Regions from separate parts of the Homo sapiens genome. Here region 2 is linked to region 1. The links are chromatin loops, found by intact Hi-C in ENCODE. Cell type or tissue: CD14-positive monocyte. All regions are shown on one strand. Links, peaks and the distances in the headings refer to the core of each region. The heading gives the core; the rest is flanking DNA. Region 1 overlaps DCAF5 (DDB1 and CUL4 associated factor 5). Region 2 has its middle 35 kb from the start of ACTN1-DT.

The links. Peaks named below come from ENCODE experiments on the same cell type or tissue, not always from the same donor. Only the 100,000 strongest peaks of a DNase experiment are listed, where the experiment ranks them.
Region 2: a loop joins it to region 1, with 2.0 times the contacts of the local background. A loop is called at or near these places in 7 of 110 quality-filtered maps.

Annotation. Positions count from the first base shown.
Region 1 is chr14:69,086,907-69,094,906 of GRCh38, forward strand. It overlaps DCAF5 (DDB1 and CUL4 associated factor 5), which reads right to left. Exons shown (of 9, transcript NM_003861.3): 6 at 4,768-4,981. Among named protein-coding and RNA genes, the nearest start is that of DCAF5, 62 kb to the right of the region's middle. RefSeq lists a silencer at 6,966-7,260. In CD14-positive monocyte, for the core only: CTCF peaks have their summits at 3,442 (motif pointing left) and 3,662; no DNase peak of the experiment used is centred there.
Region 2 is chr14:69,005,910-69,022,969 of GRCh38, forward strand. No RefSeq gene overlaps it. Among named protein-coding and RNA genes, the nearest start is that of ACTN1-DT, 35 kb to the left of the region's middle. RefSeq lists enhancers at 1-159, 8,325-9,287. In CD14-positive monocyte, for the core only: no CTCF peak of the experiment used is centred there; a DNase peak (open chromatin) is centred at 8,272; H3K4me3 peaks cover 1,233 bases; H3K27ac peaks cover 3,784 bases.

The sequences.
Region 1 (8,000 bases), core at 1-8,000:
AGTGCTCAGGTACGCCAGTGCTCAGCCTTTTCAAGAAAATCTTATACTTTCTCCTTTTGTGTACATCCTACTTTCAGCAAGATGTAGGGACTATTAGACCAGGCATCATATGAGACTAAAGCAAGAAATACTTTAAATGATCAGACTATCCAGTTCGAGGCAAACATGCTTGCTAGACTGAAAGACTTGCTTACCAGAAGCCTGAGCCATTCTATTGGACTCACAATCTAGGACAAGAGCCATTTAAGGAATTGTGAAAGAGAAGGAACAAGAGCCAAGTGCTGTCTTATATGTGCATGCCAGAAAAGCCAGCAGGTAGAATACTGGCATTCTTTTTTAACCCTATTAAGAGACTCGCTCACTGAGTATGTAGAGAAGTGTATGAAGCTTAGAAGACAGAATGTACCCAGTCAGGCTTCAGGGAGAAAACAAAACAAAAATCCAAGTAGGAAGTGAAAGCAAGAAGAACCTTTGGGCTCAGGTAGCCTCCAAGGAAAGGAATGCTGTTTTACTGCCAGAGTCCGCACTATATTGCAAGACTAGAAGGTAGGCTTGCTTTAAACAAAAAAAGTAAAAAAGTGTAAGCCTTTAGTTAAGGCTAATTGCTTCTGTTGATACCCAGCCAACCTGATGTCACTTTTGTCACCTGATCTGATGCTAGAAGTTATCAAACTTGAATAATTATAATATACTAGAAAGAAACAAACTATGTATTTGTAGCCAAAAGGGGGGAAGACAGATTGTATAAAGGGCTTTGAGTGCAAATCTCAAAGAGGGTACCATCTGGCAATGTTATGTGAATGTATCTATCACAGCATCAGGCATACAGTAAATGCTCAGTAAATATATGCTCTCTTATTTTAAAAGATGGAGGAAGGAAAAAGACATGAAGTTAGGAAGCCTTCAGCAGGAAGCAGGAAAAAGGAACTTGTCTCCATGAGTTAGTGACAGACCATGGCACTAAACATGAGAAAAAACATCTTGCTGAATGAAGCACAGAGGTTTCAAACTGGTGGATCCAGAGCAGAATAGGTATGGTGCACAGATTTGTTTCATCTATACAATAAAGTATGAATTTGTTGTAATATTTTAAAACCAAGAGACCTTACATAAAAATCTTTATTTCTGTCCTCTCTTGAAAAAAATCGGAGGCCCTGACAACAACGGGCTAAAGCTGTACAGAAGCTGGCCCATTTAGATGGGATGTGGGCTCTCCACAATCCCCACCACTCCTTAATGTTTACTCCTAGCCCAATCCACTTATTTTTGCTGCCTGTCTTGCTCCTGTCCGCAACAAGTTGTGATCATTTGTACAGTGAAAAGGGGTCTCTATTGAGAGCCCAAAAATCTGGGTTCTAGCCCTGGTTTGCCTACAAACTTGTATGTGTTGTGACTTGTGACCTCTCTGAGACTCAGTTTACTCATCTGTGAAAGAAAAGGTTTGTATAAAATGATCTCTAATAGCTCTATAATTAGAATTCATCTACAGTGGTGGCAATGAGCATGAGGGAGACACAAAGGAGGTTCAGATATTTCACACTTTATTCCCCAAGTCTAATTTCTTGAAATGTTAATTTTATTTTGAGGCTAATGAATTACCTAGTGAACCTAGGATAGTTTAAAAAGAAGTACACGTACTCTGAAGAATATCTGGGTCCATCTGTATGGACTGAATAATCTCATAATTAAAAGCCAGATGACTGTCTCAGATAAATAGGATCTCTTACTGCTTTTCTCATCCATGTTCATTCCTATTACGGAAATTCTCAGATTCCTGTCTGGGATGGTTACCCAGCCTATGACTAAATGAAAAGTTCCAGAACACAGAGCCTCAGGCTGTGGGTGTTCTCAGAGCACACAGGAATGAGGTCAAATATAAAGCCCAATATAAGGAAAAGGCAGGCTATGGAAACTGAAAGCAGAAAAAAAGATTCTGTCTAGACTCATCAAAGAATATACATGTCAGTCCTGCAGGTCACACTGTAACTGTGACAACTGCTGCCTTGAGTGTGGAAAGTCAGAGCCTATAAATCACCTTTGAGACATGTTCTAGGACTGGGACAGTAAGTCTGACTTCTTGTGCACACTTAAAAAAAACTATAAGTTCAGTAGATTAGTTCCACTATAAATCCATTATTTAATTCATCCTCCTAATTGGATGAATTATTTAATTCATCCATCCTTCCAGGCCTCTGGAAGTTGAACAGGAAAAATCATACTTATCAATCCTGATTTACAGTTAGAGAAGACTTAGGCCCACAAAGCTAAATACCACACATTGACCAACGTACTCAAGATTTACTTCAACAAATTTTTATTGTGTTCTCACTGTGTGCCAGGATTTGGAGACAAGACAATGATGAATTAGCTACATTTCTTAGTCCCTAAGGAGTCAACAAAAAAGCCAAATATAAATCTCTGTATTTTATATACCTCTAACTATTTCAGGAATATGAACAGACTTTTAAGACTTTAACTCTGTTAACTGACCCAAAGTTAGATTCAATGACTTTGCATCTTCTTTCAAGGAAAACCACTTACCCCAGCCAAAAAGAAGTCTTGTCTGTCAGAGAGAATAAAATACCCATAAAACTCTTCCCATAGGACAAGTCACAAATAATAAATTAGTCAAATCTAAATAGAGAAAAATCAAAAGCCATTCAATACTTTTATAATTATATATAAACTGAAAGACAGAAACAATGATATCTTTGATGTATATACCTAGGACTATCACAAAATACCTTCTGTGGCTCTGCCTATGACAATACCTGCCCCAATGCATCTGAGCAAAATGGGTAATTATAATCCGGATCACAGGTTCTCAACCAGGGGCAATTTTCCCCCCAGGGGACAATGTCTGGAGACATTTTTGGTTGCCTGGAGGATAACTTAGGATGATATTACCGGCTTCTAGTAGGAAGAGGCTAGGGATACTGCTAACCATCTTATAATGCATAGGACAGCTCCACACAACAAAGAACTATCTAGCCAAAATGTTAACAATGATAAGGATGGGAAACCATGGTCTAGGTGCTTACATGTTGGCTAGAGGTCTTTGTTCTGGGTCTTCTAAGGTCCATGAAGATAGGCTTTGTTGCTAAACACAACCTGAAGAAAATCACCTTTCCCTCAGCCTCTGGTTTCTGGAAATAAAGCCTAGTAAACTATTAATATCACCTTCACTGCATGCTCTATTATTCAACAAAACAAGAATTACATGCATAAGAAGTTGACAAAGGATAGGAAATCAACAAAAGCAAAGAAAGAAGGAAAAAAGGAAGAGAGGGAGAGACTTGATTGTCATTTCCACAGCCAGACAAAGCTAAATCAACCATTCTGTATATCTGTTCTATTGAGAGTCTGATCGCCTATAGAAACTGTTTCTTCCCACCCAAGAAACAAATTCCCTGCAGTGCCATACAGGTATATACAAATTAAGTCATTCAGGTACTGTGGGCACCCCAAGGAGACATCACTGAGGCCACCTAGTGGTCTCCAGTATGGATCTCAGCTAAGTAGGCCCTAAGACTCCAACATGAGTATAAATTCTGAATTTGGATATATAGTCTCTATTTATAAGAGAGGAAATCTCTAGTTCAGAAAACTTAAAAGAACATTCTCATCTATCTACACGCAAGACAATTCAACAGGCATTTATTCGGCTCCTATTACATCTACTAATCCTTAAACTATGACATTAGGAAGCCTCTAGCAACCCCCATCTAAGGAGAAAAATCCTAGCTTTTACTTCAAAAAGCGAGGTCTTGCCAGTTTCTCAAAGAAATTTTTCTTTTATGCCTCTTTTATATTTCTTTTATGCCAAAAATAACTCTAAAGAGGTGGGGTACAGCATATAAGAATTTTAAGTCAAAATTTGACATAGTTGACCCAAAGATAAGAACACTAAACATTAGCGAGAGACTAAGGTTTTTCTTTTTCCCAATCTATATGTGAAATAGCAATAAGATTTGTTGTGCTTGAGAATAAAAAATTCTATTTGTTTATTTGATCAGTCTTTCCTTAGATTTGTCTTTCTTCCCATTTGTCTTTCCTCGGCTTGGTGACCCAGATTAGCCCAACTGGTCACTGACACTTCAGAACTTCTATGGTTAAGACAGAAAGGTGCAAGAAGGCCAAGTATATTCTTAAACTGCCAGCTTTAAGTCAACATCAGCATCTCCATTCCTGGTGAGACTCAGAAAAGGCTGGAAACTCACAGCTTGGGCTCTCCATTTCCAGTTGTGATGCTGGCAGTAAAAAGAAAAAGAGTCAGCATCTGGCTCCCTCTCAAACAAAGCTGCTTACCCCATTTCATCCAAGAAAAAGATGGCATCCCAAGAGGCCATTCAAGATACATGTCTCTTGGATGGTACTTAGGGTGTTTCATTCATCATTGTGTTTTATTGGTTTCTTTTTTTTAATGTCTCTCTCACCAGCAGGCTAATTTTCCATGGATTCCCTCTCCTTTCTTCTGAAATGGCACATTCTTAGAATCTTAAAATCTGTTCACAAACTTGGCAGAGCTAGGTGGCTCAGAACCATATCGTGGCCAGCCTTGGTTTATGGTGTGTGCCTTGTATTTACCCATTGACAGCCTTGATAAAGAAACTCACTATTATTAAGTCAGAACATCTCCAGGCACTCACTGTTTCCCCTTAATTGTTTCTACCTGACATAATGGTAATGAGAAATAAAGACCAGTATAGAAAGAACAATCAGAAAGAAAAGCATAAGTGTGAGATGCAGGAGGCAGACAGCATTTACCTGGTCACGATCTCCTGCAAAACAGCAGCTTTTCATGGTGCATGAGTTGAAGTAACCCTGATTGTCAAACTGAAACACAGGCAGGCGGGAATGGATGTCATAGAGCACAGGGGGCAGGCGTCGCCTCAGGGCCAGGAGCTGGGTCCCGTTGCTGTTGAATCGTACACTCATGGCACTTTGGAGGGACAGGTTTCCACCATAGCGCAGGAGAGAACTGGAAGGCACAAGGCACAGGAATCAGGCATGAGATAGGCTAAACAAGAGTCTGAAAAACACATGTTTGCCTATGACCTCCTGTCAAGCTTGCATAGCTGAATTTCAGCAAAAGGATATTTCTGTGCAGTGGCTAGAATAATGAGGGTAGCAACGCTTCCTTCGTTACTTTAAAACAAGTTACTTCAATTGTCAGTTCTCTTGCTCAGTCTCCAAAAGATGAATTACCAGTAAAGTTACAAGAAAAGGATAACAAAAACATCTTGAAAGAAGAGACATATTAAAATAATGATTTTCTTTACCCAAGCTAACTGCACAACCAAAAGCATACTCGTCAAGACCCTGAGAAGTGGGTTGTATCCACTCTAACTGGGTAGTCATGGACAGTGTTTAAGCAATATAGTCATCCTTCATATTAGAGATACAAGAACCATCAGTAAAAACAATAGGCCGGGTGCAGTGGTTCAGGCCTTTAATCCCAGCACTTTGGGAGTCTGAGGCAGGAGGATCACTTGAGCCCAAGAGTTTGAGACCAGCCCTGGCAACATAATGAGACTTTGTCTCTACAAAAAAATTAAAAAATTAGCCAGGCATGGTGGCATGTGCCTGTAGTCCCAGCTGCTCAGGAGGCTGAGGAGGGAGCGCCACTTGAGCCTAGGGGGTTGAAGCTGCAGTGAGCCATGGTCACGCCACTGCACTCCAGCCTGGGTGAGAGAACAAGACTCCATCTCAAAAAATTGAACAATAGAAACTTGTTTATAATCGATAATTTGTCAATCATAATCATTTCATTACTTAATTTTGAATTTTTAATCTGTTCACAAAGAATTTTTATATTCTATATAGCATGATAATAAGTATTAAAGACAATTCTTAAATTTAAATGCAGAGCAAGCAGTGCAACAATTAGAAAAGGAAAATGACTTGTTTTCCTTTACAATTCCCCACAAGTTTATATGTAGCTTTAAAATATACTTTGGTTAATATATAGAACTTCATTTATCTAGTTTCACTAAAGAGTACTATGTTCTGGTTCACCTAATATTCTTCTGCAGTTTCATAAGATTCACATTTTTTAAAAAGTTTCACACAGTATGGTTCTAAATAATTTCTTTTGATGACTCAGAAGGTACTTTCAACATTATAGTGAACCAGGATGGCCATGAACATTAACAAGTATATACAGTACTAATTTTTAAAGGTTGTTGGGGGTGGTAAGTGTGATCTTTCAGGCAGTAAAGATCACTATTTTATTACAGAGGGATGACTGCTCATAGTCCATGTCAAAACCAAGTTTTATTTTGTATGTTGGGTTAATTTTTGGAGCACTGAATTACTGGCAGGAAAGTGAAGTATATATGTTGGGGACACTGTAGACACAAGTGCCACATCAGAACTCACTCTGTCTCATGCAGACATTATTGTCATGGATAGGTAGTGATCCCAGTAGTTTTAGAGAAAAAAGTTTATAAATTCTGGAGAATCACAGACCTGAAAAGGGCCTCAAGATGCCTAAATTAGAGCCTAACAGATTTATCTGAAACATTTTAAAGAAGTTTTAATCGCATTGTACCAAGTGAAAAAAGAGCTATATATTACCAGAAGAGAGTTAATATTGAAGGAAGATAACACATTTTCTTTTTTTGCCAAGAGAATGGTGGGGAAAATTAAGTGGACAAGAAAAGAGCTATCCTATCCTATGGGAAGGGAAGCCCTGAAACCACAGTACAAAGGCAGCTGCCAACCTAGCTTGGTCACAAAAACAGCCTGTACCAACACCAGCCCCAGTCAGTCCTGTGTCCCCCAAAGCAGTCTTCTCACCAAAGGAAGGAATGCTCTGGTAGTGCAGCTATGTGTGGAAACAAGCCTTGGGCAAAACAACCTGTAATCCTTTTAGGATTGGAATGAAAGTAAAGAGGGAAGACTTAGAAAACCCTCCCTAGAATTCCAGACATCAAGGAGGGGCCTGGTATCCCTGCAGGCCCCAAGTAGTAATCCCTGCAGAGAAATGCCCTTATAATGGTCCTAAACACAGGCCACACTCTCTTGCATACAGAAAATGAATGACAGGATTGTTAGAGACCAGGCATTTCCTTTACAGGGTGCTGTGGCTGCGACAGGCATGTGGTGTTATCTAAACACTGAACTCAAAAACAATGAGAGGCTTTCAATCCAACATCAGTATGGAGTGTGCAAATAAACCAGCATTTGTAGGACTGACTAGGAGTTGGGGGTTGGAAACAAGAGTCAACAGAAAGAGACTTGGCCAGCCTCACCACCCATAGCAGCAGGGGTTTGCAGCAGCTCAGGCATCCTTGAGAGGAAAGCTAGGGCCTCTGGCAAACACCCTTTCCATCTGTTAACAGGAACTTCCTCTGCCCATTCTAGTCAGGCCTGTAGAGGAGTCTGCCCAGGACAGGCATGTGGGCCATCCCAACCCCACCCAAGCTCCCTGACCCACCATCTGCAGTCTGATCACACTATAGGAATTTGGTTGTGGGCTCCAGGATAGTAACTAACTTTTCTCTTGCCTATGCTTCTGGGCAGGGAACTCTGACCTCTCACACAAAGAAAGTACAAAGGAATCTCACTCCTAGAATGCTTAGGGGTGCTATTTAAAGAGCAGCAGCCACCAACACTGAAAACTTCATGTTTTGTCACAAAATTCTATTCCTTCCAGAGGGATGAAATGACACCTGAAATCCAGAAAGTAAGTTACATTAACTGTAATTTATCAGCAGGGGTCTACAGCTGGCCACTCCTGCTGAGAATGATAAGGATGATCTGGTTTGCCGGGAAGGCAAAGCTTGGAAGCAGTCTGCCCTCATAGTCAAGATACAAAGATGATGTCAAAGATTCTGGCTTCAAGTGTAAGATGCATGAAAAATCATCTAGGACTTTAAAAAATGTAGATTCTCAGGATTCCCACCCCCTGTCCCCCACAATATTCTAATTCAATCTGGGAAGTGGGCCCAGGTATCTGAATTTAACCAGCAACACCAGTTAATTGTGATACAGGT
Region 2 (17,060 bases), core at 3,828-11,827, 77 kb before region 1:
TTCAGTCTGGGGAAATACAAAGAGACGTGGTCCCTCTCAGAGTTTCCATTCCCACATGGAAAGCTGGTGCTGGGAAGTGGCTGGGCAGCCAGGCTGGGCGCTGGGAGGAGTGCAGGGTGAGGATGAGAGAAGGGCTGTACCCACACTATGCTAGGCCGACTCCAGGCACTGGCTGTGTCCAGCTGGTTCAATCTTTCCAGCAAACCTGCGAGGAGGGATGTCATAGGTGAGGAAACCAGGTCTGCAGAGTTGAGGTGTCTGGTCTTGAACCCACGTGTGTCCTAACCATGACATGGTCCTCCTCCAGGAACTGTGCGGGGGCAGAAAGAGGGCTCAGGGATCCAGCCTCAGGCATTGGCCTCAAGGGATACGGTGGCAGGGGTGTCTTAGAAGCCTGCTGACCAAGGGTTAGGATCTCTCCATCAATTGGTGGCTGAGGGTGAATCCCACCACCTCCGCCCTCCACCCATCCTCTGTGTCTCATTCCACCTACTCTGGCCTTATCACCCCTGCCAGACTGTGAGATCCAGTGGAGGGGCCAGGCCAGGCCCCTTATCCACATTTATTGCTCACCCCCACCTCCCCAGTTCGGGGCAGGCCCTCAGCAAATCAAGTGCTAGGGCTGTGAGTAGCGGGAGAGTTCTGAGGGGACCCAGGGACTGCAAAGTTAGAGGCAGCCCGGGGTTGGAGAGGCAGCATAGAAAAGCCAGTGGTCCAGAACACAACCTGCCCAGCCTCGCTGAGTGGCCCTGGGCTGGCCACTTCACCTGCCTGTGCCTCAGTGTTCTCATCTGTAAATGGAGAGATTCATTGCACCTCACTCATAGCATTGCTGTGAGAAACAAATGAGGTAAAGTACGCAAGGCGCCTGCTACGTCACAATAAGTACATTATTGAAATACTGTTTGAACCCTGGCTATCATTATTGTCACCATTATGTTGTTACTATTATTGGTGCCTATTTCCCAGTTTGGCTCTGGGCAAGCAGTTACAGGCACCAGTTACGGACCTTGGACTTTGAGGTGGGCTCCTGTCCTGGACTTTTCTGGTCTTCTTTCCAGTCGTGGGGATGGTCAGGCCAGGTGACATTTACAGTCAAGGACCTTGGTGGATGTGGGATTTGGAACCCACTAAGCCAGTGGCGCTCAGCCTTGGATGCCTGTTAAAATCACCTAGGGAACTTCAGAAAATCCTGATTTCCCATTAAATAAAAATCTCTGGGGGTAGGACTCAAGCATCAGGATTTTGTAAAGCTTCCCAGGAGAGTCCAGCAAGCAGTCAAAGTTGGGAACCAGGGCTCCAAGAGAATTTCTCATTCACAGGAAAGAAAATCCTTTGGCAGCAGGAGACTGGGCTTGGGAGTTAGAGGAGTTTAGCCCTTGACCTATCAGCTACAGGACCTTGGGTAAGTTACTTACGATCACTCAGACTCAATTTCCTCATTTACAAAGTGGGGGATGGTACCCACCTAGCAGTTAATGAATAGCATTAAACTAAAGAGGGTGTCCGACACAATAGGCATTTAATATATATTATTATTATAGTCCTTAATGGGTTATCCTTCTAATATGTCCAAGGAGATATTACAACACACACACACACACACACACACACACACAAATCAGTGTTCAAATTCTGTTTCCAGGCCAGGCGCGGTGCCTCACACCTATAATTCCAGCACTTTGGGAGGCGGCCAAAGCGGGCGGATCACCTGAAGTCAGGAGTTCGAGACCAGCCTGGCCAACATAGTGAAACCCTGTCTCTACTAAAAATACAAAAATTAGCCAGATGTGGTTACAGGTGCCTGTAATCCCAGCTACTCTAGAGGCTAAGGCAGGAGAATCACTTGAACCTAGGAGGCAGAGGTTGCAGTGAGCCAAGATTGAGCCACTGCACTCCAGCCTGGGTATCGGAGCAAGACTTCATCTCAAAAAAATAAAAATAAAACCACAGTGCTGTGGCTGTTCTGGTGGAAGGGCTGACCTGGTACTTTGGGAAGTGGCAAGAGGCCACACCCACAGAACCTGCCTGCCATCCTGGGCCAGGACTACTGTCTGAGGTGAGGGTGGGAGCTGAATTGCAGGGAAACTATCATTCAAGCTTTTGCCTTAACAGACAAATTATGGTGATGGCTACCTTTCCTGAGTTGCCACCATATAGCAAGCATATTACATATTCTCTTGTTAAATTCTCCCAACATCCCTAAGATTTAGGTATTAATGCCCCTAGAGGGAGTATCTTTGTTCATTATTCAAAAATATTTATTGAGGGGCCAGGTGCAGCGGCTCACATCTGTAATCCCAGCACTTTGGAGGCCAAGGCAAGAGGATCAGTTGAGCCCAGCAGTTCGAGACCAGCTTGGGCAACATAGTGAGACACTGTCTATATATATATATATATATATATATATATATATATATATATATATCCCTTGCCATGTGCTTGGTCCTTTTTAGAAGCTGGGAATTCAGCAAAGTCAACAAAGCCCCTGCCTCATGGGGTTTATGGTCTAGTGGAGAGGACTATATTCCTTGAATAATCACAGGTCAATGCAGCAGAAGGTTTTTGGCAACATGCCAGATTGCACTGTTTCAGACAGCCCCTCTCTCATTACTATAAAAATGCTGTATAAAATACAAGAAAAACACTTGAACATACAAAGCTGAGCTCAAGAGAAAGGAAAACCCCAGATTCCAGAAATAGTTCCAAGAACTCAAAGCCAGAAAATGGAGTGAGAGCTAAGCCTCCGGTTTGTGAGGTTTTGACTAGATATAGGCCCTAAGGCCTAGAGCCCAGAGTTCTAAAGCCCCTTCAAAAACAGGAGGCAGCCCCAGGCTGTTTGAGGCAGGAGAGTTGGAACTGATCCAGCTGAATACAGCTTGGAGCCTTGAGGAGTATCCCAGTCACAGAAAAGAAAGGCTGGAAAAACTACCAACTGGGCCTGCAGAAGGAGCAACAGTTTTCTCACTGTAGAAGTCTTGGGTGGGAGAAAAGTTCACGTGAAAGATGGAAAGGCCAGGCCTCCCTCACTTGGAGGAGAGAGATGGACTGCTCCCGCCTCATCCCCTGCTTTGGCATGCCACTGGTCCCAGGATTCCTATGCCAAAAAGTTAATCTAAAAGTTAGTCCAGAGGCCGGGTGCGGTGGCTTACGCCTGTAATCCCAGCACTTCGGGTAGCTGAGGCAGGCGGATCATTTAAGGCCAGAAGTTCGAGATCAGTCTGGCCAACATGGTGAAACCCCTTTTCTACTAAAAGTACAAAAATTAGCCAAAGGTAGTGGTGTGCCCCTGTAATCCCAGTTACTCGGGAGGCTGAGGCAAGGAGAATCAACCTCACCCAGGAGGTGGAGGTTGCAGTGAGCCAAGACCATGCCACTGCACTCTGGCCTGGATGACCGGAGACTCTGTCTCAAAAAAAAAAAAAAAAAAAAAAAAAAAAAAGTTAGTCCAGAACCTAGGGCCCTGACAGAAGCAAAACCCAAGGTACTCTGTACATTTTCACAACCCAGCCTCACAGGCATTCCACAGCAAAAACAACCTTCCACTGGAAATGAGTTTCCCAATTGAAAATTACAAATCACACAGGGAAACAAACCACCATAAGAGATAATCAGTAAATACAAAACCAAAGCCAAACCAAACCAAACCAATCAGAATTCATCCCCTAAGAAGCAGGAGTAGTAGAGAAACCTGAAGTTATAAAATAAATAGGTTAAATAATTCTAGAGAATTTTTAAATAGAAAAGAAATAATAATAAGAAACAAGATAATATTAAAAAATGTTGGGAAACAAATCAAACAAAGTTCTAGAAATGAAAAATACAGCTTTAAAAATTATTTAGGGCTGGGTGCAGTAGCTCATGACTGTAATTTTACCCAGCACTTTGGGAGGCCAAGGTGGGCAGATCACTTGAGGTCAGGAATTTGAAACCAGCCTGGCCAACATGGTGAAACCCCTCTCTACTAAAAAAATACAAAAAAATTAGCCAGGCATGGTAATCCCAGCTACTCTGGAGGCTGAGGCAGGAGAATTGCTTGAACCCGGGAGGCGGAGGTTGCGGTGAGCCAAGATTGCCCCATTGTACTCCAGCCCAGGCGACAAGAGCAAGACTCCGTCTCAAAAAAAAAAAAAAAAAAGGATTATTTATTAAAATTAATGGATTAAACAGCAGAACAAGATGGAGCTAAAGACACGCTTAGCAAACTGGGTGATGCCTCTGAAAAAAATCACCCTCTCAGCAGCACAGCAAGAACAGTATGGAAGCAATTGTGGCTAAGAGACATAGAGGGAAAAATGAGATCAAAGAAGAAATGAGGAAGGAGCAATATTTAAAGAGAAAATGGCTGAGAATTGATCAAAACTAAAGAAACACCTAAATCTTCAGTTTAAATAAGCATCTGAAGACTTAAGAATACATAACACAAATTCACACCTTAGGAATGTTAAAAGGTAAACTGAAGCACATTAAAATGTTAAAGAGTTTATTTGAGCAAATAGCAACTCATGAATTGGGCATCTCTAAAACAGAGGGTTTTATAGGGTGATTTTAAAATAGACTTTTTTTGTTTGTTTGTTTGTTTGAGATGAAGTCTCCCTCTGTTGCCCAGGCTGCAGTGCAGTGGAACAATCTCAGCTCACTGCAACCTCCACCTCCCAAGTTCAAGTGATTCTCATGCCTCAGCCTCCCAAGTAGCTGGGATTGCAGGCGCCAGCCACCACACCTGGCCAATTTTTGTATTTTTGGTAGAGACAGGGTTTCAGCATGTTAACCAAGCTGGTTTCAAACTCCTGACCTCAGGTGATCTGCCTGCCTCAGCCTCCCAAAGTGCTGGGATTACAGGCATGAGTCACTGCACCCAGCCCTAAAACAGAGACTTCAAAGCAGGCTTGGGGCTCTGCCAATGGGGTACAAGGGGAAGGCTTTTATAGGGTGAATGCAGAAGAGAGCAAAAAAATTATTTGACTGGTTAATGTTTGAGCAATTGCCTTATTCAGACTATCCTATGGGAATTTCGAGATGATATAATATACACCCAGTTGGCCACCTGTGATTGGCTGAACTTAAGTTTCATTTTCTTGTTCTTTTCTTTTTTTTTGTTTTGTTTTGTTTGGTTTTTGAGACAGGATCTCACTCTGTTACCCAGGCTAGAGTGCAGTGGCACGATCACAGCTCACTGCAACCTTCGCCTCTTGGGCTCAAGTGATCCTCCCACCTCAGCCTTCTGAGTAGCTGGGACTACAGGTGCACACCACCATGCCTGGGTAATTTTTTTTATTTTTTGTAGAGCCAGGGTTTTGCCATGTTACCCAGGCTGATCTTGAACTCCTGGGCTCAACCATCTGCCTGCCTCAGACTCCCAAAGTGCTGGAATTATAGGTGTGAGCCACCACACCTGGACGGTTTTATTTTATTTTTAATTTTTTTTATCTTTTTAAACATTTTCATTATTTTATTTTTTGAGTAAGGGTCTCACTCTGTTACCCAGGCTGGAGTGCAGTGGTGAGATCGTGGCTTACTGTAGCCTTGACTTCCTGGACTCCAGCGACCCTCCTGCCTCAGCCCCCCAAATGGCTGGAACCACAGGCATGCACCACCATGCCCAGCTAATTTTTGTATTTTTGGTAGAGGTGGGGTTCTACCATGTTGCCCAGGCTGGTCTCAAACTCCTGAGCTCAAGTGATCCACCCACCTCAGCCTCCCAAGGTGTAGGTGTGAGCCACTGCACTGGGCCAATTTTCTCTTTAATTTTGAATTAGGATTCAGTTTACTTACATAAGAACCTAGGACTTTAAAACCACCTCAGTCTAATGACCTTCTACTTAATTATTTTAATGGAAGCTCAGTGGAAAATCGGGAGAACAACAAAGATAAACAGATAAATAGTACAAAGTGCCATAGTTCTATGAAGAAGGGAACACAGCCCCCAGAATAGCATGTAAGTAAGGACGGGGGAGCAGATGAGGTGCCCATCTTCCCCAGAAGCCAGGGAAGGTGTGATGGTTAGTTCTACCTGTCACCTTGGCTAGACTGTGGTACCTAGTGGTTTGGTCAAATACTAGCCTAGTGGTTCGGTCAAATACTAGCCTAGATGGTGCTATGAAGGTATTCTTTATATGCGGTTAAATTTTTTTTTTTTTTTTTGAGGAGTCTAGCTCTGTCACCCAGGCTGGAGTGCAGTGGTAGAATCTCTTCTCACTATAACCTCCGCCTCCCAGGTTCAGGTGATCCTCCTGCCTCAGCCTCCCGAGTAGCTGGGACTACAGGCATGTGCCACCATGCCCAGCTAATTTTTGTATTTTCAGTAGAGACAGAGTTTTACCATGTTGGCCAGGCTGGTCTTGAACTCGTGACCTCAAGTGATCTGCCTGCCTCAGCCTCCCAAAGTGCTGGGATTACAGGTGTGAGCCATCGTGCCTGGGCTATATGTGGTTAACTTTTACAGTCAGTAGGCTTTCAGTAAAGCAGATTACCCTCCATGATGTGGGTGGGCCTCATTCAATCAGTTGAAGGGCTTAAGAACACAGGCTGAGGTTTCAGAAGAAATTCTGCCTCAAGATTGCAACATCAAACCCTTGCCTGGGTTTCCAGCCTGCTGCCCTGTGGATTTTGAGCTCAAGATTGCAACTTCACTCTTAGCTGAATTTCCAGTCTGCCGACCTGCCCAATAGATTTGGGACTTGCCAGCCCCCACAATCACATGAGCCAATTCCTTAAAATCAAAATCTCAATCTCTCTCTCTTCATATATATATTTAGGCAACCAGGCTGATGAGGCTGTGAGTGAGGCCTGAAGGCTGAGGAGGTGTTAAGTATACACAGAGGAAGGGAAGGGGGAAAGCTCTGTAGAGAGAAGTAATGGCTCATGTCCAGGCAATGAGTCTGGAGGTAGAGCATGCAGAGCCTTGAAAGAATTGGAGGCTTTTCCCCAGGAGCAAGTGGAAGCCTGGTGGGGTTTTAAGTGGGGTATGTCCACAGTGCCAGCCGTGCCAGGGCTCGGGTTCTAACCCATGTCTCCTTGGCCCCAAGTCCATGCCCTGTCCCAGCACCACCCACCTCCCTCCTAAACCAGTGGAATATTTGCTGTTATTTGTTGGTCCAGCTTATATTCTGCCCTTCCTTTGAAAGCAGGGCCCAGCTTTGATTTTTAGGGGGAATCCTTCTCTCCTTGTGCACAGTCTTGCTGGGGCTGTCATTCCAGCTTCCTCCCCTGGGACTCTGAGTTCTGAGCAGAAAGACCCAAAGATGGAATAAGCAAGTGTGGGGGGCAGCAGCTGCTATGAGAGTGGTGTGAAGCTCCTAGTTGACAGGTTTGTCTCCATTACATGCATACATACATACACACACACACACACACACACACACACACACACACACACACACATATATATGTATTTTTTTTTTGAGATGGAGTCTCACTCACTCTGTTGCCCAGGCTGGAGTGCAGTGGCATGATCTTAGCTCACCGTATCCTCCACCTCCTGGGTTCAAGCGATTCTCCTGCCTCAGCCTCCCAAGTAGCTGGAATCACAGGCACCTGCCACCATGCCCAGCTAATTTTTGTATTTTTAATAGAGACGGGGTTCCATCATGTTGGCCAGGCTGGTCTTGAACTCCTGACCTCAAGTCATCCACCTGCCTCACCCTCCCAAACTGCTGGGGTTACAGGCATGAGCCACCATGCTCGGCCTCCATTATATATTAAAATAAACCTCTAACCATGACCCCCCCTAGAGTGATTTCGTGTTCAGTAACATTTGGAATGGCTAAGTGAGATGAAGGCAGGTCCTTATGCAGGAGTCTCGGGCTCCCAAATAACACTCTGGTCGGAGCTGGCGATGGTCCTGCATGCTGCAGGATGTATCCCGCTCTCTTTAATGTGAAGCCTCTTTAGCCTTATTAGTTCCTATGTATATTTTCCACTATGAGGCCCAAAACAAGACTGTGGGGGGCCTGCATGCAGGACTAGGTCTGGGTTCTCTGTGTGCCCCTTGACCAGCACTAACCAACCTGGCCCCTCGACAGCCTAGCACTGGGGCCAGATTATCGAGAGGACATCTCCTGGGAAAACAGGCCCGAGCTCCTTGGGGGCAGGCAGGGCTCTGGATTTTATTATCTTCTTATCTTCAGTATTGTGCCTGGCACTAAGGGGCCCAGTTCACATAATGCAAAAGAGGGAGGGACAGAGAAAGGAGCTTCCTCATCTTCTGCCTCTGAGAAGAGTGAATACACAGGAGCCCTCTTGAGCAAGGCTGGCATGCAGCCACAGTGTGTGGGTATGCAATATGGATTGTTTACATATGCAAGTGCTTCCTTCCTGGTTGGTCAGTAGCCACCGTCCTGAGGCCCCACAAGTGTCCCCAGTGCACTGGCTGCTGTGATGCCTCCTCAGGAACCACCCTCCGCCCCGCCTCCAGGACCCTGCCCCCATTCCTCAAGCTGAAGTTAGTTCTGTTCAGTCAGTGCCCTTGCAGGCCAGGTGCTCTGTGGAATATCACCCCTGCTCATGGGTCTCCTGTGCCTGGGAGGCCAGCCGTTTCTGGCTGAGCAGTTGGTCATGGAGATGGGCGCAAGAACCACTCAGCTGAGACCACTGAGGCAGACCTGTACAAGAAGAACCAATGAAATTGGGTGGCACTTGGCACGCCTTCCTGGGTTCTCACACCTGGGCAGCAGGTGGCACAGTGCTTTTGGGAGGTGCCGTACTTCCTTGCTATGTTGGAAAAGGCTTTGACCTTAGAATTAGAAGGCCTGGGTCCTCCTCTCACTCCGAATGTCGTAGCTGTGGGGCCTTGAGGAACTTTCCTGGCTTCTCTGAGCTCCTATAAAAATACCCCTTGCACAAGGTTGCCGGGGGAAGAACATATTGAACACTTTGGATCTCAGTCCCTCGCCTCAAGGTCCTGTGCTAAATCCAGACCTGTAAATATAGCAGTGAAGGATCTGCCCCCGCCTGCTGCTCCCAGAAGTACTCCTAGTCCCTGGTGATGGTTACCAGGCTGCCGGGCCGTAACCAGGTACTCCCTGGGCCACTGACAGAGCCTTCTCTCCTCTGAGGGCCTGTGGGCAATGAGCAGAAAAGGGGGTGGGGGCCTCTGCCCCACACGCCTTTCCTCTGCCCTGCCTGGTTCCTGGTGAATGTGGCTCATTGCCGGGAATTGTGGGTCACCCAGACGAGGACTCATCATTGTGTAGTCAGCCTAGACTTCCTCCAGCCCCATCCCACACTACACTCACACACCACACACTCAGGCACACACACTTGCACATTCCCAGACACTCACATACATGCTCACCACTCACACCTCCACACCCACACTCACCCCCATACCCACACTCACCCCCACACAGACATGCTCACACACATTCCTACACAAGAACATGGAAAAACCCTAAGTGCAGTACATGAAAGCATTTTAGGTTGTTCACACATTTTAAACATTTACGGTTACAATTTATTCTAATACGCAGTGGAGAAAAATGACAAACCTATCAAACTAGGAATTTCACAGCAGTGATTATTTAGGACAGGGCTAAAATAGATAGGACAAGACGTAAGTGAAAAGGATACGCTTTACACTTTGGGAGGCCGAGGCAGGTGGATCACCTGAGGTCAGGAGTTCGAGACCAGCCTGACCAACATGGTGAAACCCCATCTCTACTAAAAATACAAAAACTAGCTGGGTGTGGTGGCGTGTGCCTGTAATCTCAGCTACTTGGGAGGCTGAGGCAGGAGAACTGCTTGAACCCAGGAGGCAGAGGTTACAGTGAGCCGAGATCATACCATTGCACTCCAGCCTGGGCAACAAAAGTGAAACTCTGTCTCAAAAATAAATAAATAGGCTGGGCACAGTGGCTCATGCCTGTAATCCCAGCACTTTGGGAGGCTGAGGCAGGTGGATCATGAGGTCAAGAGATCGAGACCATCCTGGTCAGCATGGTGAAACCCCCTCTCTACTAAAAATACAAAAATTAGCTGGGCGTGGTTGCGTGCGCCTGTAGTCCCAGATGCTTGGGAGGCTGAGGCAGGAGAATCACTTGAACCTGGGAGGTGGAGGTTGCAGTGAGCCAAGATTGTGCCACTGCACTCCAGCCTGGGTGACACAGCGAGACTCCATCTCAAAAAAAAAATAATAAATAATAAATATATATAAAAAAAGGAGATGCTTTAAAGGGAAATGTTGAATAAATCGTGGCAAAAGTTGTGAAAATGCTACCCAATGACCCTCAGCTTTCAGAAGCCCATGGTGATGGGAGTGCAGGGCTGGGGGCTCTGCATGGAGCATCAGGGACAAGTATTAGCACCCGGAGGTGCAGGAGGGGCTGCCAGCCCAGAGGGAGATTCTGGGAGCAGAGGGAAATTTTCTTTTGTGCTTATTTAGCTTTCTGTCCCTACCTTAACAGTCTTTGCTTACTCCAAGTTTGTGAAGATAGTCTCTAATGTTTTCTTTTAGAGGCTTTAGAGTTTTAGCTTTCATGTGTAGGTGTATAAAAAAATTGAATTAATTGTTGTGTATGGTATGAGATGAAAGTCAAGATTCATTTCTTCTATATGAATAACTACTTGTTCCAGCACAATGTATTGATGTAACGGCCCTTTACCCATTGAATTGCCTTGATATCCTCATCAAAATCAGTGGATTGTATTTTGTGTGCTGTTTTTGAACTCTCCTGTCCCATTGATGTCATTGTTTATCCTTTCCCAGTACCACACTGTCTTCATTATCATAGTTTTATTGTCTTCAAATCAGGTAGTGTAAGTCCTGACATTTTTTCTTCTTTTCCAAGATTATTTTGGCTACCCTAGATCCTTTTTTTTGTTTTTTTGTTTTTTTTGTTTTTGAGACAGGGTCTAACTCTGTTGCCCAGGCTGGAGTGGAATGGAGTGCGATCACGGCTCACTGCAGCCTCAACCTCCCAGCCTCAAACTATCTTCCCTTCTCAGCCTACCAAGTAGCTAAGTAAGTAGCTCAGACCACAGGCACATGCCATCATGCTTGGCTTTTTTTTTTTTTTTTTTTTTTTTTCTGTATTTTTGTATAGAGACAGGGTTTTGCCATGTTGCCCAGGCTGGGCTTGAACTCCTGGGCTTAAGTGATCCACTCACTTTGGCCTCACAAAGCATTGGGATTACAAACGTGAGCCACCATACCCGGCCCCTTTGCATTCCTTTATGCATTTTAGAATTAGCTTGTTTTGGCCAGGCACGGTGGCTCACACCTGTAATCCCAGCACTTCGGGAGGCCGAGACGGGCAGATCACCTGAGGTTGGGCGTTTGAGACCAGCCTGACCAACATGGAGAAATCCCGTCTCTACTAAAAATACAAAATTAGCTGGACGTGGTGGCTCATGCCTGTAATCCCAGCTACTCGGGACGCTGAGGCAGGAGAATCGCTTGAACCTGGGAGGCGGAGGTTTCTGTGAGCTGAGATCACGCCATTGCTCTGCAGCCTGGGCAACAAGAGCGAAACTCCGTCTCAAATAAAAATAATAATAATAATAAATAAATAAATAAATATAATAAATAAATAAATAGAATTAGCTTGTTTTGATGGGATTTTGATTAGGGATTGCATTGAATTTAAGGAACATTGATATATTTATAATATTGATTCTTTCAATCTATTGAAAATCACATGAAGTGCCTAGAAATGATTTAAATGAAAGACGAGCAAGACCTGTATACACATTGCCGAGAGAAATTAAAGACCTAAGTAAATGGAAGGATGATACAGCATGTTCATAGAATGCAAGAATCAATAATGCCCACTTTGGGCCTAATCCTCCCCTGCCTCTCCACCCCACCCCCCCAACCCTCCCCTGCCTCTCCACCCCAACCCCTAACCCTCCCCTGCCTCTCTACCCCACCCCCGCAAACCTCCCCTGCCTCTCCACCCCACCCCCACAACCCTCCCCTGCCTCTCCACCCCACCCCCAACCCTCCCCTGCCTCTCCACCCCACCCCCGCTAACCCTCCCCTGCCTCTCCACCCCATCCCCCTAACCCTCCCCTGCCTCTCCACCCCACCCCACCCACCGCCCACAGCATTGACCTTACAACTGAAAAGTCAGGCAGTCTCAGACATACAGCATTTTTTATCCGTAAAATGGAATTTGGCACATTTGCCTTGACTAGTTCATATATTCATTTAAATAAGTTGGTTACTAGGCAGGCCTCTGTTATGAATACATGCCCTTCTTTTGAGAAGCTCAGAGAAAAGTATAAAGTTCATTCTACAAAGGCAGTTTGGGCTAGATGTGGTGAGGACATAGAAGTCACCGGGAAATGAAATATGTGAAATCATTTTGAAGAATAAATGGAGTTGCTAGAACTTATTAAGCACTTAGAATATTCTAGGTACCATGCCAACTGCTTTACATACATTATTTTATCTAATTCTCACAGTAACTGTATAGGCAGTGATTCTTGAAGTATAGATTGCTGACCCCGACGGTCCCCAAGATCCTTTCAGGGGATCCACAAGGCCAAAACTAGTTTCATTATAATACTGAGATTTATTTACCTTTTTCACTGTACTGACATTTGCACTGATGGTGCAAGAGCAATGGTAGGTGTTATGGTTTGAACATGTCCTCCAAAACTCATGTTGAAATTTAATTGCAATTGTGACAGTATTAAGAGTTGGGATCCTTAAGAGGTTATGGCGAGGGTGGGCTAGTTATGGTGGGAGCAGGCTCCTCATAAAGGCATGAGTCCAGCGCCCTTCCTTTCTCTGTCTCATGTGCTTTCTTGCCCTTCCACCTTCTGCCATGGGATGACACAGCAAGAAGGTCCTCAGCAGATTCAGGACTCTCAATCTTGACTTCCCAGCCTCCCTTTTAAGAAATGAATTTCTTTTCTTTATACATTACTCAGTCTCAAGTATTGTTTGATAGCAACAAAAAATGGACTAAGCCAGTGGGTAGGACTGCTGGTGACTGAGCAGAAATCAAGGCAGTGGCACCAAACTGTACTAATGATCGCTGCATTCTTCACCACACTTGCAGGAAAAATATTCATTTCACTAAAAATGTTATTAGGAAAGCAGTAAAAATTATTAATCTTATTAAATCTCCACCTGAGTCCATGTCTTTTTACCATTCTGTGCAAAAAAGTGAGAAATACACAGAAAGCACTTCTAGCAAATTCTAAAGTACAATAGTTGTCTTAAGAGAAAGTACTTGTGAGCTGGGTGCGGTGGCTCATGCCTGAAACCCCAGCACTTTGGGAGGCTGAGTTGGGCAGATCGCTTGAGTCCAGGAGTTGGAGACTGGCCTGGGCAACATATAAAAAGATACAAAAAGTAGCCAAGCATGTTGGTGCATGACCGTTGTCCCAGCTACTCCAGAGGCTGAGGTGGGAGGATTGCTCGAGCCTGGGAAGCAGAGGTTGCAATGATCCAAAATCCCATCACTGTATCCCAGCTTGGGTGACAGAGTGAGACCCAGTCTCAAAAAAAAGAAAGAAAGAAAGAAAAAGAAAGAGTACGTGTACTTTTGTATGATGTATGATTGTTTGAGTTGCAAGCTAAATTAGTCACTTTTCTCATGGAACATCATTTTTACTTGAAAGAATGCCTGCAGACAAACTATGGTTAATCAATCAGATTTGAATACTGGATAGACATTTTCTCAAAAATAAACAAATGAGACTGCCACTTCAAGAAAAACAACTGACAGTATTTATTGCCAATAATAAAATATGAGTTTTCTTTTTTTCTGTTTTTGTATCCAGCTGAAAAATTTGAGTTTTCAAGTGAAAATTAGAATTTGGGAAAACTTGTGTCTACCATGTTGAGCCTGACAGCTTCCTGGTACTGACAGACTTTTCTGATGAGATTGGTGGTAATATTAGCCATATGATTATTCTGTGTTGAGAATAAAATGTATCAACTTTTGGAAAACTGGCATATTCAGTAAATCAATACTTCCCAAATGCCTAATGTAAAAAGTTACAAAATCATGCATAGGTAAAAGATCCACTTAAAGTAGATTTTATTTTTATTTTTTATCTTTTTTTTTTTTTTTTTGAGACCAAGTCTTGTTCGGTCGCCCAGGCTGGAGGGCAGTGGTGCAATCTAGGCTCACTACAAGCTCTGCCTCCCGGGTTCACGCCATTTTCCTGCCTCAGCCTCCCAAGTAGCTGGGACTACAGGCGCCCGCCACCACGCCCGGCTAATTTTTTTTTTTTTTTTAATTTTGTTTAGTAGAGATGGGGTTTCACCGTGTTAGCCAGGATGGTCTCGATCTCCTGACCTCGTGATCCACCCACCTCAGCCTCCCAAAGTGCTAGGATTACAGGCATGAGCCACCATGCCAGGCCTATTTTTTATGTTTTTTGAGACAGAGTTTTGCTTTTGTTGCCCAGGCTGGAGTGCAATGGTGTGATCTCAGCTCACTGCAACCTCTGCCTCCTGGGTTCAAGCAATTCTCCTGCCTCAGCCTCCCAAGCAGCTGGGATTACAGGCGCATACCACCATGCTTGGCTAATTTTTTTATTTTTATTTTTAGTAGAGACAGGGTTTCACCATGTTGGTCGGGCTGGTCTCAAACCCCTGACCTCAAGGGATCCACCCACCCCGGCCTCCCAAAGTGGTGGGATTACTACAAGTGTGAGCCACTGTGCCTGGCCAGACCCATGGAATTTAATGTAACAGAGTATGGAAAATTTATTGACATAGGTGCAGATTTCGTATGGCAACTGACTCTAAAAAACTGCCACTTACTGACTTTTGGTGTAGGGCCAAAGAGTATCTATAATAATTTGAGAAAACTACTAAAATACTCTTCCCAACTGTACATTTGCATGGGGTTGTATTTTCTTCATATACTTCAATTAAAAGTACATATCTCAACAGATTGAATGTAGAACAAATGTGAGAATGTAGAACAAATGTGAGAAGCTATCTCCTATTAAAGAAATTTGCAAAAATGTAAAGGAATATTCTTCTTGGTAAATATTTTTGTTTGGGAAAATAGAAATAACTATTTATTTATTTGTGGAGACAGAGTCTCGCTCTGTTGCCCAGGCTGGAGTGCAGTGGCGCAATTTCATCTCACTGCAACCTCTGCCTTCTGGGTGCAAGCAATACTCCTGCCTCAGCCTCCTGAGTAGCTAGGACTACAGGCGCCCGCCACCACGCCCAGCTAATTTTTTGTATTATTTTTTTTTGTTAGTAGAGACGGGGTTTCACCATGTTGCCCAGGCTGATCTCAAACTCCTGAGCTCAGGCAATCCGCCTGCCTCGGCCTCCCAAAGTGCTAGGATTACAGGCGTGAGCCACCACGCCTGGCTAAATAACACCTTAAAAATTAAAAATAGGCCAGGTGTGGTGGCTCATGCCTGTAATCCTAGCACTTTGGGAGGCTGATGTGGGAGGATTGCTTGAGGCCAGGCGTTTAAAACCAGCCTGGACAGCATAGTGAAACCCCATCTCTACAAAAAGAAAAGAAACAAATTAAAAATAACTATGTTGTTGGGCGTGGTGGCTCACACCTGTAATCCTAGCACTTTGGGAGGCTGAGGCGGGTGGATCACTTGAGCTCAGGAGTTCAATACCTGCCTTGGCAACATGGTGAAACCCTGTCTCTATGAAAAATACAAAAATTAGCCAGGTGTGATGGTGTGTGCCTGTAGTCCCAGCTACTTGGGAGGCTGAGGTGGGAGGATCACATTAGCCCGGGAAGCAGAGGTTACAGTGAGCCGAAATCATGCCTCTGCACTCCAACCTGATCCTACAGAGTAGACCCTGTCTCAAACAAACAAACAAACAGTTATGTCAACATGTAATGGGTTTCCTATTGTGATTTTTAAACAAATAAATAAATATGTTTTAATTTCTCAGTTATGTTTCTAATATAGTAAATATATGGATAATACATGGATATAACCGGCATAAACAAAAACTCTTTGTGGTCCTTAATTGTTCAGAGAATAAAGGGGTCCTAAGAGGTGGAAGTTTAAGAACTGTTTCCTGGGGGGTAAACGTTATTAACCAAAATCTGTGGATTAGAAAACTGAGGTTTAGAGAGGTTTAATGCTTGTGCAGGTCACATAGCCAGTGGGTAGGGAAGTCACAATCCAAGCCTTGCTCACTCTACCACAGGAGGCCACCTTGCAACAGGTCAGCAAGCAAGGGAAAGCCCTCCTGAAGCACAGAGAGATCTAAGTAGGAGATGCTGGAGGCCCTGAAGAGGCAAAGAGCACATCTGGGGTGGGGTGGGGGATCTGCACAGGGAAAGGAACCAGGGAAAGCCTCTCAGAACAGGTGACACCCACGCTGGGATTGGAAAGACAAGTAGGATTTTGACGGTTCAGAAATCATGAGAGACTCCACAAATCAGTATGCTTTATCTCAACCACATCCAGACCTGGGACCAATGAGGACACTCTGATTGACTCTGTTTTGTTTTGTTTTGAGACAGAGTTTCGCTCTTGTCACCCAGGATGGAGTGCAGTGGTGTGATCTCGGCTCACCGCAACCTCCGCTTTCTGCGTTCAAATTATTCTCCTGCCTCAGTCTCCCAAGTAGCTGGAATTACAGGCATGCACCACCATGCCCGGCTAATTTTTTGTATTTTTACAAAAAACCCTTCAAAAAACAAAAATTGATCATTTCAGTTTATTCTGGTGTGGGGGACTGATGACTTATGATACAGGGATGGGGAGATAATTATCTTTACTGTGTATCCTTTTGTACCTTTTGGATTTTATATGTGCACACGGATTAACTATTTACACAAGCATATTAAAGGATGTTTATAAATGAGGTCAAAACCCTGTCTCAAGTAGAGACAGGGTTTCACCATGTTGGCCAGGCTGGTCTCAAACTCCTGACCTCATGTCATCTGCCCGCCTCGGCCTCCCAAAGTGCTGGAATTACAGGTGCAAGGCACTGCGCCCGGCCCACCCTGAATGACTCTAGTAACATAAAAGTGTGACGTGCTCCAGCCAGTCTGAAAGTTCCAGGCTCCTGTCCCTTGCTTGCGTAGGCTATCCTTCCATTAGTATGGGCTCTACAATTCACTAATTTAATTTGAACTTTATAAAAGCCTTGGATG